2 separate regions of the Homo sapiens genome follow, and region 2 is linked to region 1. A link is a contact called in ENCODE Hi-C or POLR2A ChIA-PET data. All regions are on one chromosome and are shown on one strand. The core of a region is the stretch at or near the end of the contact, and the rest is flanking DNA. Distances in the headings are between cores, read along the strand shown. Region 1 overlaps STAU1 (staufen double-stranded RNA binding protein 1). Region 2 has its middle 55 kb from the start of CSE1L.

Region 1 (7,009 bases), core at 1,315-3,814:
CCCAGGAGCCAGAGGTTGCAGTGAGCCAAGATCACACCACTGCACTCCAGCCTAAGCAACAAAGTGAGACTCTGTCTCATAAATAAATAAATAGGCATCCCAAAACACTGAAATTACAGGTGTGAACCACCTTGCCAGCCAAGAAGGAGACTTTTTTTCTTTTGAGACAGGGTCTCGCTCTGTCTCCCAGGCTGGATGGAATACAGTGGTATAATTACAGCTCATGGCAGCCTCGACCTCCTGGACTCAAGTGACCCTCCTGCCTCAGCCTCTGGAGTAGCTGGGACCACAGCTCAGCCAATTTTTGTATTTTTTTTTTTGTATAGATGGGATTTCACCATGTTGCCCAGGCTGGTCTCCAACTCCTGGGCTCAAGCAATCTCCCCACTCGGCCTCCCAAAGTACTGGGATTACAGGTGTGAACCACCACGCCTGGCCATGACGCAGAAAATTTTAACAAGAAAATAAATTTGGGCATTGTAGCTCACACCTATAATCCAGCTATTCAGGAGGCTGAGGCAGGAGGATCCACTTGAGCCCAGGAGGTTGATGCTGCAGTGAACCATAATCTCACACTACCGTACTCCAGCCTAGGCAATAGAGACCCCGTGAAACAAACGAGAGATAAGAAAGGAAAGAAGAGAAAAAAAACTCTGCTTCTTTATTCCATTTCTAATTGATCCTCATTATGATTTCTAAACTACTTCTGGAACCTTCCAGACTTAAACTTACTTGTTCAAAACAAAAATAAAAATAAATAAATGTCAATGTACTTTTTTGCTTTCTAGTAAATCTGGCTGCCCCCTTGCTTGGGATAAAATCTTACGGACATTCAAAAAGAAGGCTTATGTAGATTTAAGAGCTCTTCGTCAGTTGTGGGAATTTTATTTATTTATTTTTTATTTATTTTTGAGACGGAGTCTTGCCTTGTTGCCCAGGCTGGAGTGCAGTGCCATGATCTCAGCTCACTACAACCTCTGCCTCCTGGGTTCAAGTGATTCTTCTATATCAGCCTCCCGAATAGCTGGGACTACAGGCACGCACCACCATGCCCAGCTATTTTTTGTATTTTTAGTAGAGACGGAGTCTCACCATATTGGCCAGGCTGGTCTCGAACTCATGACCTCGTGATCTGCCCGCCTTGGCCTCCCAAAGTGCTGGGATTACAGGCGTGAGCCACCGCGCCCGGCCTATTTTTTCTTTTTTTGAGACAGTGTCTCCCTCTTGCCCAGGCTGGAGTGAAGTGGCACAGTCTCAGCTCACTGCAACCTCCACCTCCAGGGTTCAGGCAATTATCCTGCCTCAGCCTCCTGAGTAGCTGTTATGGGCGTGCATCACCAAGCCCAGCTAGTTTGTGTATTTTTTGTAGAGGCAGGGTTTCACCATGTTGGCCAGGCTGGTCTCAAACTCCTGACCTCTGCTGATCCACCTGCCTCAACCTCCCAAAGTGCTGGGATTACAGGCGTGAGCCACGGCACCTGGCTTGTTCTGGGAAATAATTTTAAATGCAGAATTATCCCATACAACGATGAATATCCAAGGTGGTATTTACTGCTCAATTCTTTCTGCCAGCCACCGCTCTTTAACAGATGAGGCTTTATAGTGTGAGTAGTTTTCAGCTTTCAATTCTCTTTCTCACAACCTACAATCGTCTGTCAACTGAGGCCCCTGTCAACCCCTTACACAACCAGTGTTCTATATCTGGGATAAAGAAGTGTGGGTGGTGATACTTTCTTTTGCTTTTTGAAGGTAAATGTGAGAGCTCCCTAAATCTGCAACCTATCAGATCAGAAAACAGGGTAAGAAAACATTTGAAATAGAAGACACTTGGATTCATATGCTTACCTGCAGCTGCACTGGTGGATGTAATAGATGCAGAGGGTAAAGCAGAGTTTTGAATGGGTCTACCTGCATTTTCAGAGGGCAGAGAGCTAGTAGTAGAAGGAATACTCATCAAAGGCTGTGAGAGAAGAGACTGGTTCTTGTTCAGTATTTGGCTCCCTGAGAGAGCAGCAGATGGGTTCTGAACTTGCACTTGAACTTGAGACATGGTCACTTTCAACAAAAGTGAACAAATGCAGGTAAACAGCTTTCAGTGCAGGTTAATTCAGTGCTATGAAGTCTAAAGTTCTACCTAAAAGTTGTAAGGGAAAGAAAATAAAAAGGTAAATTATAGAGGAGATATGTAATTGCCAATATTCAGTCAAAATGGTGTCACCTACTGACTTATGAAAATAGCTCCATTTAGCATGTAGCTATGTTGATTTATTCGAAATATGTTTCTCCTTGGTATACAGTAAGTTTCTTGGCCTTGTGACTTTCCCACAGTGTTTTTTAAGTGATTTACAATACCTGTGTGCTCTGCATATTCATTATACAAAGAGAATCAGTAGGGTATAATATTTATTGGTGAGTATTAAGAATTGCAAACTATAGCTTACATTCAAAAATGCAAATTTGAAAGTATGGAGAGGTTTCCATAGTAATTGGGGCACAGTAAGGTTTCTTTCTGGTCTCAAAATTACAAGAAACTGAAAGCAAACTAGGTTTATCATACCAGGAACAGGTGAATGTGAACACTGCTTCCTCTTAAGGACCAAGGCTCAGACTGACAACCTTAGGGCCTTAAGTTGACAGAAGGAAGGTAGGATACTTCTGCTGTTTCTTTTTCTTTATGGTGATGAGAGATGTATTGTTTTCCTAAAAGGCTTGTTTGAGGTCTCATTTAATTATAGAACCCAAACAAGGAAACTATCACAACCCTACCCAGGCTCACAGATCCTGAGAAGTGATGTGAGTAACAAAGACCATACTAGAGAATTTATACTATTAAAAGCAAAAGTGGAGATGAAGAAGACAGGAATGGATTTTAGACTGGCAATTTTACTGGTGTGGTTGGGTGGGGGAGCACTGGAGCTTGTTTACTTCATATTGTAAATTAAGAGAATAATGAAGGCATTACTTCTAAATACATTAAATTTCTTCACGAGACAAAAATAAGGACAGTTGTGTTCATTTTCATGGCCATCCTTTAAAAGCTGAAAATGTTTTTAATGAGTCAAAGTACTTAAAAATAACCAGTGGCAACAAAGAACAGAAATGACAGGTCTCTCAGGAAATAGCCAACCAATGCAGAAACCAGCAAACCAACTAATTAGAAGTTCTATTATAAAGAAACAGTTACTTTAATTTTTTTTAAGTATCAAAATGATTTTTAAAGCTGGTCCTCAAGAAAGAGATGAATGACCAGAGCAATTAAGCTACTTGAGGAGTCCTAACACATTCTCTCTTACTGAGAGCAAAAAGGACTGCAAAACTCAAAAGAAACTCAAGCGAAATGTGACTCTGGATAGCAGAGGCATAAGTATTACCTTATTCAACAAAATTCCCCAAGAGTGCAGTTGTTCCTTTTTACTTTCAGAATCAGAACAAAATAACAGAGGCGTTCCATTGAAGATCTACATAATGGTCTTAGAAGACAAGTCGCCAGTGTCAAGAAACAAGTCCAGAACCATTCAGAAGTCAGCTATGACCTTATTTCATTGGGTTTTTTTTCCGTCAGCTGCTAAAATAGAAACACTTTTTTCCTCCTCTCTTCCCCTCTCTTCATTTATTCACTCACTCCTCCTTTTCCTGCTTTTTGTAAACTATCTTGAGAGCACTTTTTAAAACAAAAAAGTCACTTGTGTATGTACGACTTCACAACACCAACCACAGGTCTCAAGGTCAAAAAATGAGCTAGGAGTAAAGTATCTGCTCCAGAATCTACCCCCATCCCAGAAAGAGCAACCCAACTGTGTCCTGAGTGGCTCTTAGAGTTTAAGACTCTGAATGAATGCCTAAATTTAGAAAGGGTGTGGACCAAGGGATTTTTGGTTAATGTTCTCTAAAGCAGGCTGACTGCCAGGATTTCAAGTCAGTGATAAATTTTTAATTTTTTTTTTTTTTTTCCGAGACAGAGCTTTGTCGCCCAGGCTGGAGTGCAGTGTTGCAAACTTAGCTCACTGCAACCTCTGCCTCCTGGGCTCAAGCAATTTTCCTGCCTCAGTCTCCCAAGTAGCTAGGATTACAGGCATGAGCCACCATGCCTGGCTAGTTTTTGTATTTTTAGCAGAGACAGCATTTCGCCAGGTTGGCCAGGCTGCTCTCAAACTCCTGACCTCAGGTGATCTGCCCACTTCAGCCTCCCAAAGTCCTGGGATTACAAGTGTGAGGCACCGCACTCTGCTCAAGTCAGTCATAAATATGTAAGTTTTCTAGAAGCTGAGAAAGGAATAGGCTTTTTAAATTAAGACTGCCTCAAAAATGTTACCCTTAAATTCACTTAAAGGACTTAACATCTAACAGTTGGTTGAAATATGTAGTTCAAAACAAAACAAACCAAAAAAAAAAAGTTAAACTCTCCAAATAAGACTAGGTAAATTTAAATTTCCAACATGATAAATATGAAAATGCAACAAACAATACTCACAAATTATTAGTCACCTGCTAGTTTAAAATTTTTATGTGTCTTATTTAAGCCTGAACAGAGCATCTAAGGTAGTGATTCTCAAAAGGGAGCAATTTTGTTCCCCCAGGAGACATCTGCCAATGTCTGGAGACATTTTTTGGTTGTCACAACCAGTGTGCAGAATGGGGAACCTACTGATATTTAGTGGATAGAGGAGCCAGGGATACTGTTACAAGCACACATATACTAACCCACACAATACAATCTTACTAATGTAACAAGTAGCTTATATTCTTAGACAGGAAAAGAAAATCCCCTTTCTATCTCGAAAGGCCCTAAAAAATAGATGCTAATTTTTTTTTTTTTTTTGAGACAGTCTCGCTCTGTTGCCTAGGGTGGAGTGCAGTGGTGTGATCTCCGCTCACTGCAAACTCCGCCTTCTGGGTTCAAGCGATTTTCCTGCCTTAGTCTCCCGAGTACTTAGGATTACAGGCGTGTACCACCACACCCGGCTAATTTTGTATTTTTAGTAGAGACAGCGTTTCACCATGCTGGCCAGGCTGATCTTGAACTCCTGATCTCAAGTGATCCTCCTGCCTCAGCCTCCCTAAGTGCTAGGATTACAGGCATGAGCCACTGCGCCTGGCCTGATGCTAATGTTTTAGCACCCAAACAGATGCTCCTCTCCCAAAGAGAAGCCGGAACAGACATCACAGTGATGAATGGGGGAAAATATATCATTTGCCCACATAACTCAAGGAACAAATTAAGTTTTTCATTACTGATATAGATATAGTTCATAGCAGCCTTCAAGGAACTGTGGAACTTTGGAAATAGAACTTCTGTGTAAATTCTAAACCTGTTGCTCAACAGTACTGTCCTGAAGACTAAGTCCTTAAATGCAAATAAGTCTTTTCCTTTAAACCTGTCTTTAAGGATTGTTTTCCACCAGGTAAATTAAGGACTTGAGAGATCAAAATGTTTTGTTAGAGTCTTCTTAGAGACAAACACTATTTTATACACAGTAAAATTAGGTTGAGAAGTTTGAAACGCAAAGATTCTTCAGATCTCGCTGGTGCTGGAAAACACCTCTTACTGTGAATTGTGTTGTGCTGCCATTTTCCTGCCTTTCTGCCTCCCACACAGATGAGGACCTTTCATCTCCTGGTTCTTTCCCTATTTGAAGGGCTTTAGACACCAGATCAACAAAACATACTCATCTTAGGCTCAAGCCCTAATTTTACATAGCATACATAAGCACCATAATACAAGCTGCAAAATGATAGAGTTATAGGTGTTTCTTTTAAAAGATTCCTTAATTCCATGTCCTCCTGGTTCTTAAGATTGGCTTGGTAACACAAAAATCTTCTCATAAAAACAGAATCTTGCTTTGGCTGGCAGTTACCGTTTTACAAGTGCCAAATAGTTTCTATGGGTTGTGGTGAAGGAGAATCTGGGCACATGAGCGCTACGAAAGTTTTTTTTAAATTATACATGATGTACTAAAAAGTGGTCACAAAATGTGTATTCAGCACTCAGCAGTGAACCTACCAAGACTAGACCATACTGAGCACAGTCCGAGTGATTTAATATACAAGAAGGCAGACCCTTCTAGAAATGGTTTACAGAACTATCTGCAATCGTGCTTAGTCTTTTAATTATCTTGTGCTACTAATACATGGTTAGTCTTATCCACTTTCAACTTACAGACTGTTAAATCTTTGTACTATGAAATACTTAAGCAATTATGGAAAAACATTTTTTTTCTGGAGACAGTCTCACTCTGTCGTCCAGGTTGGAGTGCAGTGGCACGATCTTGGCTCACCGTAACCTCTGCCTCCCAGGTTCAAGTGATTCTCCTGTGTCAGCCTCCCGAGTAGCGGGAACTACAGGTGTGTACCACCACACCTGGCTAATTATTTTGTGTTTTTAGTAGAAATGGGGTTTCACCATGTTGGTCAGGCTGGTCTTTAACTCCTGGCCTCAAGTGATCCGCCTGTCTTGGCCTCAACAAAGTGCTGGGATTATAGACATGAGCCACCGTGCCCAGCCAGAAAAACATTTTTAATAAGTAATTTTTAAACCGGATTAACACAACTTATAATGCAGTAGCTATACTTTTGTTTAATCAACATATCAGTCTCCTTCATAATAAGTGATATTTCCAAACAAGATGTGTCTGGGAAAAAAAAAAAAAAAAAGAAGGAAAGAAGTCATCCCAATTCTGGAGAAGCCTCCTTTTCAGATCATCACAAACATTTCACTAAATGTCTCCCCTTGCAAGTCCTTTGGTAAATCTGATGTAAGATGGATATACAGATACAAAGGAGCACTCCTGTGCCTCGCTGTTATAAAGCAATAGCAATTCTAAAATATATTCACTCAATAGTCTACAAAAACTTATTAAGCATCTATTACATGTGAACCCATAAATGGCAGATTGCACATTCTTAAATGCTGGAAAGGATCTGTGTGTTAAACTCTTCCTCAAAGACACAAGACGACATCTTTCAGCAATCACATGTAAATCTATTATTCTGTTCTCTTTAGTTTGTTGAG
Region 2 (7,009 bases), core at 1,988-4,487, 66 kb before region 1:
GCCTGGTGATAACTTTTTTAATCTTAGGCACTTGACTCGAATGGTTTTTCTTATTTTGAATTTTTTTTTTTTTTTTTTTTTTTTTTTTTGAGACGGAGTCTCACTCTTGCCCAGGCTGGAGTGCAGTGGCACAATCTCAGCTGACTGCAACCTCCGCCTCCCAGGTTCAAGCGATTCTCCTGCCTCAGCCTCCTGAGTAGCTGGGATACAGGCATGCATCACCATGCCTGGCTATTTTTTGTATTTTTAGTAGAGACAGGGTTTCACCATGTTGGCCAGGCTGGTTTCAAACTCCTGACCTTGTGATCCGCCTGCCTCGGCTTACCAAAGTGCTGGGATTAGAGGCTTGAGCCACTGTGCCCAGCCACTTGTTTCTGTAATGTTGCATGAGAAATTTCAAGTTCTCTTAAGTCTATTTGTACCATCTAGTCATTTAAGGGCTTTTTGTTGTTGTTGTTGTTGTTGTTGTTGTTGTTGTTGTTGTTGGTTTTGACACAGTAATGGGAATACTACATTTTACGTTATTACTTTGGCTTAAGTGGTCGTTGGTAGAAAGATACTGAAATATTACTGAAGCCATTTTTAAGCCACAATTTATTTGGAAAGTCTGGGACAACAGGGAATTGCTAGTGATGGTTTCTGTATGTTTTTCACTCACATGAGCTCCTTAAGTATTTATTTGGCTTTGCTCTTCCTGAAGCTGCTTGTGAACAGTCAGTCAGATACCGTTCTGGAGGCTGCTTGATTCAACATCTTAAACTCAGATCGAGTTCGAAACGTTTTCCTTCTTCAGTTCAAAAGGCTGAGTAGTAGATGGTGTGCCTTTTAAAATAGTTACTGAACAGCAAGACTAGTACATTTACTTACTTTAGCACAGTTCATTAATTATCAAATAATTTTTTTAAATGCCTTCTATTGAAGTTGCTTATTCAATCGTCCAAGACAGTTTTTATATCTGGCTTTAAAGATTTTAGGACATGGTGGACAGAAACTGCTGGAGTGGTTTTTTTCTTTTTTCTTCACAAGCCTTACTGACTGTAGCTCAGTGGTGATGCACACTGTGGGTATGAAGATCAGGGTTTGAGTTACAGCACTGCTACTGACTATGACCTTGAGCAAATGAGTTGACCTCTATGCCTTTTTTTTCTCTTCTGAAAAATGAGCATATTATTTACCTTCAAGGTGGTTGTAAGAATAAAATGAGATGATGCATGTAGAGTACTCAAGCAGAGAACCTGTGCAGAGTAAGCACACATCAGGAAAAGCTGCTGGGGGAGCAGAGGGCTTGGGTGGGAGGAAGCGTTTGTTACTGAGCACACTTACCAATGTGCTGCATACCTGGAAGGCGGGAAGGCTTTGTGGAGAAGAGTCCTGGCATGGGCGGCCCCACCTGTACCCCAGGGTGTTTTTACAGAAGGGAAGTATTGCCAGGTTTCTCATCAGAGCTTCCTGCTAGGTGCATTCATTCTCCATGGTATTCAATCATGTCTTTTAACAAGCTGATTTTTAAATAATTGAGTTTTTAAATTATTTTTATGTATTTATTTTTTTGAGATGGAGTCTTGCTCAGCCCAGGCTGAAGTGCAGAGGCGTGATCTCGGCTCACTGCAACCTCCACCTCCTGGTTTCAAGTGATTCCCCAGCCTCAGCCTCCCGAGTAGCTGGAATTACAGGCACGCGCCACCACGCCCAGCTAACTTTTGTATTTTTAGTAGAGACAGGGTTTCACCATGTTTTGTCAGGCTGGTCTCAAACTCCTGACCTCAAGTGATCCACCTGCCTCGGCCTCCCAAAGTGCTGGGAGTACAGGTGTGAGCCACCACATCTGGCCACCGACTTTTTATTTTAAATGTATTTTCTTTGTGGGAAACTTGGAAAATAAAGAAAAAATATTTAAAAATTAAAAATAATTCATATTCCTACCTACATTAAGCATTTTGGTTCATTTGAGATCATTCTGTATATAGTTTTGTAATTTTTTTAAACCATATTTACTTGGTAAACATTCAGTGGATATATGTGATTTATCATTAGGATATATCATTACCAGATTATGTAATTGTAGTCATTGCTGGATGTCTTGGAGGTTTTCTGATTTTGTAGACAACTCTTGAGATGAACATCTTTATGCATCAATTTTTAGTTCCTGAAGGTGGAATTAGAGCCAATTTTCTTGTGCAAAGTTCATGTCAGTTTCTTTAACACACCTTTACCTACACTGGGCATTATTTGGTTGCCATTTTGATAAGTAAAAATGGTACTTTTCCTTACTTCTGAGGCATAATCAGATTGGCATTTAATCAAACTATTACATACATGTGGTAGAATTCATTTTTTTTAAATTTAACTTTGTTGTTGTTGAGAGGGAGTCTTGCTCTGCCGCCCAGGCTGGAGTACAGTGGTGCAATCTCAGCTCACTGCAACCTCTGCCTCCTGGTTTCAAGCAATTCTCCTGCCTCAGCCTCCTGAGTAGCTGGGATTACAGGCACCTTCCACCATGCTTGGCTAATTTTTGTATTTTTAGTAGAGACAGTTTCACCATGTTGGCCACGTTGGTATAGTGGTGAGCATAGCTGCTTTCCAATTTACTTTATTTATTTATTTATTTATTTATTTATTTATTTATTTATTTATTTGAGACGGAGTCTAACTCTCCTACCCAGGCTGTAGTGCATTGGCACGATCTCAGCTCACTGCAACCTCCATCTCCCAGGTTCAAGCAATTCTCCTGTCTCAGCCTCCCAAGTAGCTGGGACTACAGGTGCACACCACCATGCCGAGCTAATTTTTTGTATTTTTTAGTAGAGACGGGGGTTTCACCATGTTGGCCAGGCTGGTCTCGAACTCCTGGCCTCAAGTGAACTGCCTACCTGGGTCTCACAAAGTGCTGGGATTACTGGCTTGAGCTACCACACATGGCCTCAACTCTTCATTATTAAATTGGTTTTGTGTTAGGTGATTTTGCCCAGCTGTAGGTGAATGTAAGCGTTCTGAGCATGTTTGAAGTAGGCTAGACTGAGCTAGGATGGTGGGTCGGTTAAGTGTATTAAAATGCATTTTAACTTATGATATTTTCAGTTTATGGTGAGTTTATCAGGATGTGACCCCATCGTAAGTTGAGGAGCATCTGTAATAGCATTTTGTTTTTTAAAAATATTTAATCATCTTTGTCAATGTCTCTTGAATCCTCAGCGTTGACAACGAAGATGTGTCCCTACCCTCTGCCTCTCAGGCTTGCTAATTGCTGGGTTCTGCTTTCACTTTCACATTGTTGAAGGAGATATTTCCAGTTGTTTTCTGTGCATTATCTGTAGTTCCCTTTTAAAAGGTGAAGCTGATAAACACTTGTTATGACAGTGTGAACTGGGCTTAATGCTGTGTCAAGCAGTGTGCAAAGATTACATTTCCCTCTCCTCATGTCTTGACTTCTGCATCCCTCAAGAGAGAATGAATGTTCGTAAGGTTAAGGTCAAATGGAATGGAGTTTGCTCCTCATATTTCATCAGTTGCTCAAAGGTACTCCCCATTTTAGCTTGTGTTCTGTTTGGATCCTGACTTTCTCATGGTGGTTTTTCTGGACTTTTATTAGCTTTCTTTTTCATCCTGGGTATTACATGGCGTGCCTTCCACTCTGCCCCTGGATTTCTTTTTACAGCCCTGGCTCTTGTGGGCCACAACAGTTCTTGAGGTAGGCTGCTAGGGTTCCCCATTGGAGCCTCTCCATTCCAGTGTTCCAGGGGGCAGATGAGCTCCTATCCCCACTGGCCTGTCTTGCTGGTGTTCAGGGCCCTGGCTTCCACTTTGCGAGGTCACCTTTCAGGATTCATGTGTATCCACTTTGCTGTGTCAGAAACTCCCTACTGCTGACCTCCCTCTCCTCTTTGCTGTCATTAATGGATTCTCATTGTGGGAGATAAACGTGTGCTCAGCCTAGAATACCACATGATTTTTTTTTTCTTGATTCATTGCTTTTGCCTGTTAGCCTTGTTGTTCTAAAGTAGTTCATTTTTCTACTCTACTTTTCCTTTCCCCTCAATGACCCCCACCCCAAAACTGTGCCTAAATACTATTCATGCAGTCTTTGAGAATCAAACAGGTTCACACTCTTATTCCTGAGTACAGAAACTTACCGAATCACACAGCTGGATAAAGCCGGGATTGAAACCCTGGCAGTCTGGTTTCCAGAGCATTCTGGCTTAGCCACTTATGCCATGGTTTGGCAAAAGTTAGAAACAGCTAATCAGCTAATAAGGGCATGATCACAAGGCATTTTGCTAATAAGTTTTTAAAATATACACTATGGGTGTTTTTTGGTTGTGACAATTCTTGGGTCCCTATTCATAGGAGCATCCCCCGCACCAATCCCTAGGCACAATCCTGTATCCAGCCTGCTGGACATGACCGTTTATTCCATTTCGTAAACCCTAAGCATTTGCTCTGCAAACCTCCTCCTGCTTGGTCCTTGCTCTTACTCCTTGTCTGAGAAACATGGTGGCTGAGCTTTGTGACTGCAAGGCAGGGCTCATCCTTAGGGTCTACCCTGAGGTATTCTTAGTAGGACTGCTCTTTGATAGGGCAAAGGAGTTTCATGGACCCTTTGAAAATAATTTAGAGGCATTTTCCTTTGGTTTCTCTGAATGAGCTAAGAACCCCTGATAATAAGGAACTGCTGTGGGCTGATGGTCAGTTCCTCCAGCCCCTCCATTCTAGGAAGGTGTCTGGTAAAGCAGCTCACTGTGTGGTTGGGGAAGGGAGACAAACTATGAAGTTGTGCCGATTTCTGGGTTTTTTCCCTTACACATGGGATGGTGTGAGATAAAAATCTGGCAACATAGACGCAGTGTTCATGTCAAGAAAGAGCCACAATAGGTAAGTCCCAAGACTGTTTTCTCAGACCTCATGGAAAAGGAGACCTCTTGGAGAAGTGAGAAGCAAAACGAGAACAGGTTTATTCACCTTGGACTGGAAAGATAACGCCTTGTAAGCAGTTAGAGGCAACGCTTTTGGATCCAGAGGGGAAAAGGATCGCTGCTCCCAGCAACCTGTGCTTCTGCAGCAAATAGCAGAGAAGACAGATCCCGAGTCCCTCTTAAGTGGGTCCAGCAGGGCACGGGGAGGAGAAGCTTGGCACTCGCCAGGTCCTCCCCATCCAAGACAGAGGAAGTCTTGGTGTCCTGGAAAGGCCAGGCAACCCCTGCCACAGGTTTGATGTCCAGGTGGAGGCAGCCCCACACAAAGAGCCTCCTCTGCCATGTTTATCGATCTCAGGCGGGAACCAGGGAAGACGTCTCTAAAGTGGTGCCTGCACAGCATCCTGGCCAGTCAGGAGGAAGCAGCAACCTAAGCCAACTGCCACAGGTTGGCCCTTCCAAACCCCAGCCATGGGAACACCTGGCCCTCCCCACTGTGCTTAGGAACTGAGTGCTTAGGAAACTAAAGGATGGATTTGGCCACGGGATGGGCCAGAGGTGCTCCAGAGCCAGCTGAGGCACATCAGGCCAAAGTCACCCTGCACTTCCCCTGAGGCAGCAGTTCCCACCAGGATTCACAAGATTTGGAGTGCTGTCAGAGGAACCGCAGTCATTTATGGCTGTATATTTTGTACTAGAAAAAAGTCACTAGGAATTCATGGGTGATATTGCTTAGGACAGTGGTTCTTAAAGTACCGTCAACATCACTTAGCACCTAAGTGCTTAGTAGAAACTACTTCATCAAAAACTCTGGGAATGAGACCCAGCAACCTTTTAACAACCCATCCAGGTGATGGGATGCATGTTCAATTTGGTGAGCCATGACTTAGGATAAAGCTAAGTAAAAGTAAGTAAGACATAGACGGTAGCAAAAATTGTGAAGATCAGGTTTGAGAACAGTGGTCTAAAGCTTCATGACCACAAAAATTGGAAGGGACCACATTTTAAAGATGTGAAATTAACAGCTTTACTTTTGTGCAAGAGGTGGCAGAAAAAAGATGAGCTGTGGTAATTAGGGCCCATGGGGCTGAGCATCATCACCCCGGGAGCTATGGGCCTCGCTGGGCCAAAAATAATGTGGCCCCTGGGCTGCAGAAGTTCTGAGCATTTCCAGTTTTCTTAGCTGAAGTTTGATTCAGCCTTGAACGGTGTTTACATTGTACTTGTTCATAAATCCAAGGAACCAGGAAAGAAACTTACTAAGACTCAGAATTTTCAGGCACACATTACAAAGTTGCCAGCACATTTTCAGCCACCCACCAGGTGCACATACACTCTGCGTACAGAACAGACACCAGTCAGAGGTTTGCACAGCAAAAGGGCCAAGCGACTTCCAAACTACAGAGAATCTCAGGCCATCTGCCTTGGGAGGTCTTTTGGCAGCCATAACAAATAGACTCAAAAAGGCAACTACTACAAAGAACAGAGTCTGAAGAAGTGACGCACAGGATGCTGACAGACCCTTAGTAGAGATCCTTATTCCAAAGGGGCATCAGCTGCCTGCTAATCCATCCAGGGTCAGGAGGAGATTCCTAGTGAGGCCGCTACTGCAGTCTAAGGAGTGGGAACAATCACTAGCCAGACTGGAGCAGCCCAGCTCTGAAGAGGAGGGGCTGTCACCTGATCCTGCCTGTGCCCCATCAAGCTCTGGAGACCAAGCAAAATCAAAGCTCCAGGCACACCTCAAAGCTCGCTTGACAACTGAAAGAGCCATTGTGTGTGCACTGTAGGTAAGGTCGTGGTAGAGCTGCCTGGGAAAGGGTGGAAGACACACTAAGATTTATGATTGGATACAGGGCTTGTGGGCAACTTCCAAATTTTTCATAATCTACTTTTAAATTAAAAAACCATCTTAGGCCAGGCATGGTGACCCATGCCTCCCAGCACTCTGGGAGCCAAAAGTGGGAGGATTGCTTGACCTCAAGTTTGAGACCAGCCTGGGTACACAGTGAGACCACATCTCTACAAAAAAAATTTTTGTAATTAGCTGGGCATAATGGCACATACCTGTAGTCCCAGCTATTCAGTAGGCTGAGGCA

What was found. Hi-C counts contacts between places; a loop is a spot of excess contacts on that map. ChIA-PET counts read pairs that join two places held with the same protein, here RNA polymerase II (POLR2A).
Region 2: a map of KBM-7 shows a loop between it and region 1 (2.9-fold over the local background). The contact joins two enhancer-like sites. A Hi-C loop is called at or near these places in 4 of 168 maps with a recorded cell type or tissue (Caco-2, DLD1, KBM-7 and 1 more). POLR2A ChIA-PET finds 5 or more read pairs at or near these places in 8 of 52 experiments (Caco-2, MCF 10A, OCI-LY7 and 5 more).

Annotation. Positions count from the first base shown.
Region 1 is chr20:49,164,152-49,171,160 of GRCh38, forward strand. It overlaps STAU1 (staufen double-stranded RNA binding protein 1), which reads right to left. Exons shown (of 14, transcript NM_017453.4): 3 at 1,846-2,134. The coding sequence starts at 2,050. Among named protein-coding and RNA genes, the nearest start is that of STAU1, 21 kb to the right of the region's middle. Within about 2 kb of position 2,565, at least 2 of the 41 ENCODE cell types and tissues checked have a DNase peak (open chromatin) inside an H3K27ac peak, as active enhancers do.
Region 2 is chr20:49,097,879-49,104,887 of GRCh38, forward strand. No RefSeq gene overlaps it. Among named protein-coding and RNA genes, the nearest start is that of CSE1L, 55 kb to the left of the region's middle. Within about 2 kb of position 3,238, at least 2 of the 41 ENCODE cell types and tissues checked have a DNase peak (open chromatin) inside an H3K27ac peak, as active enhancers do.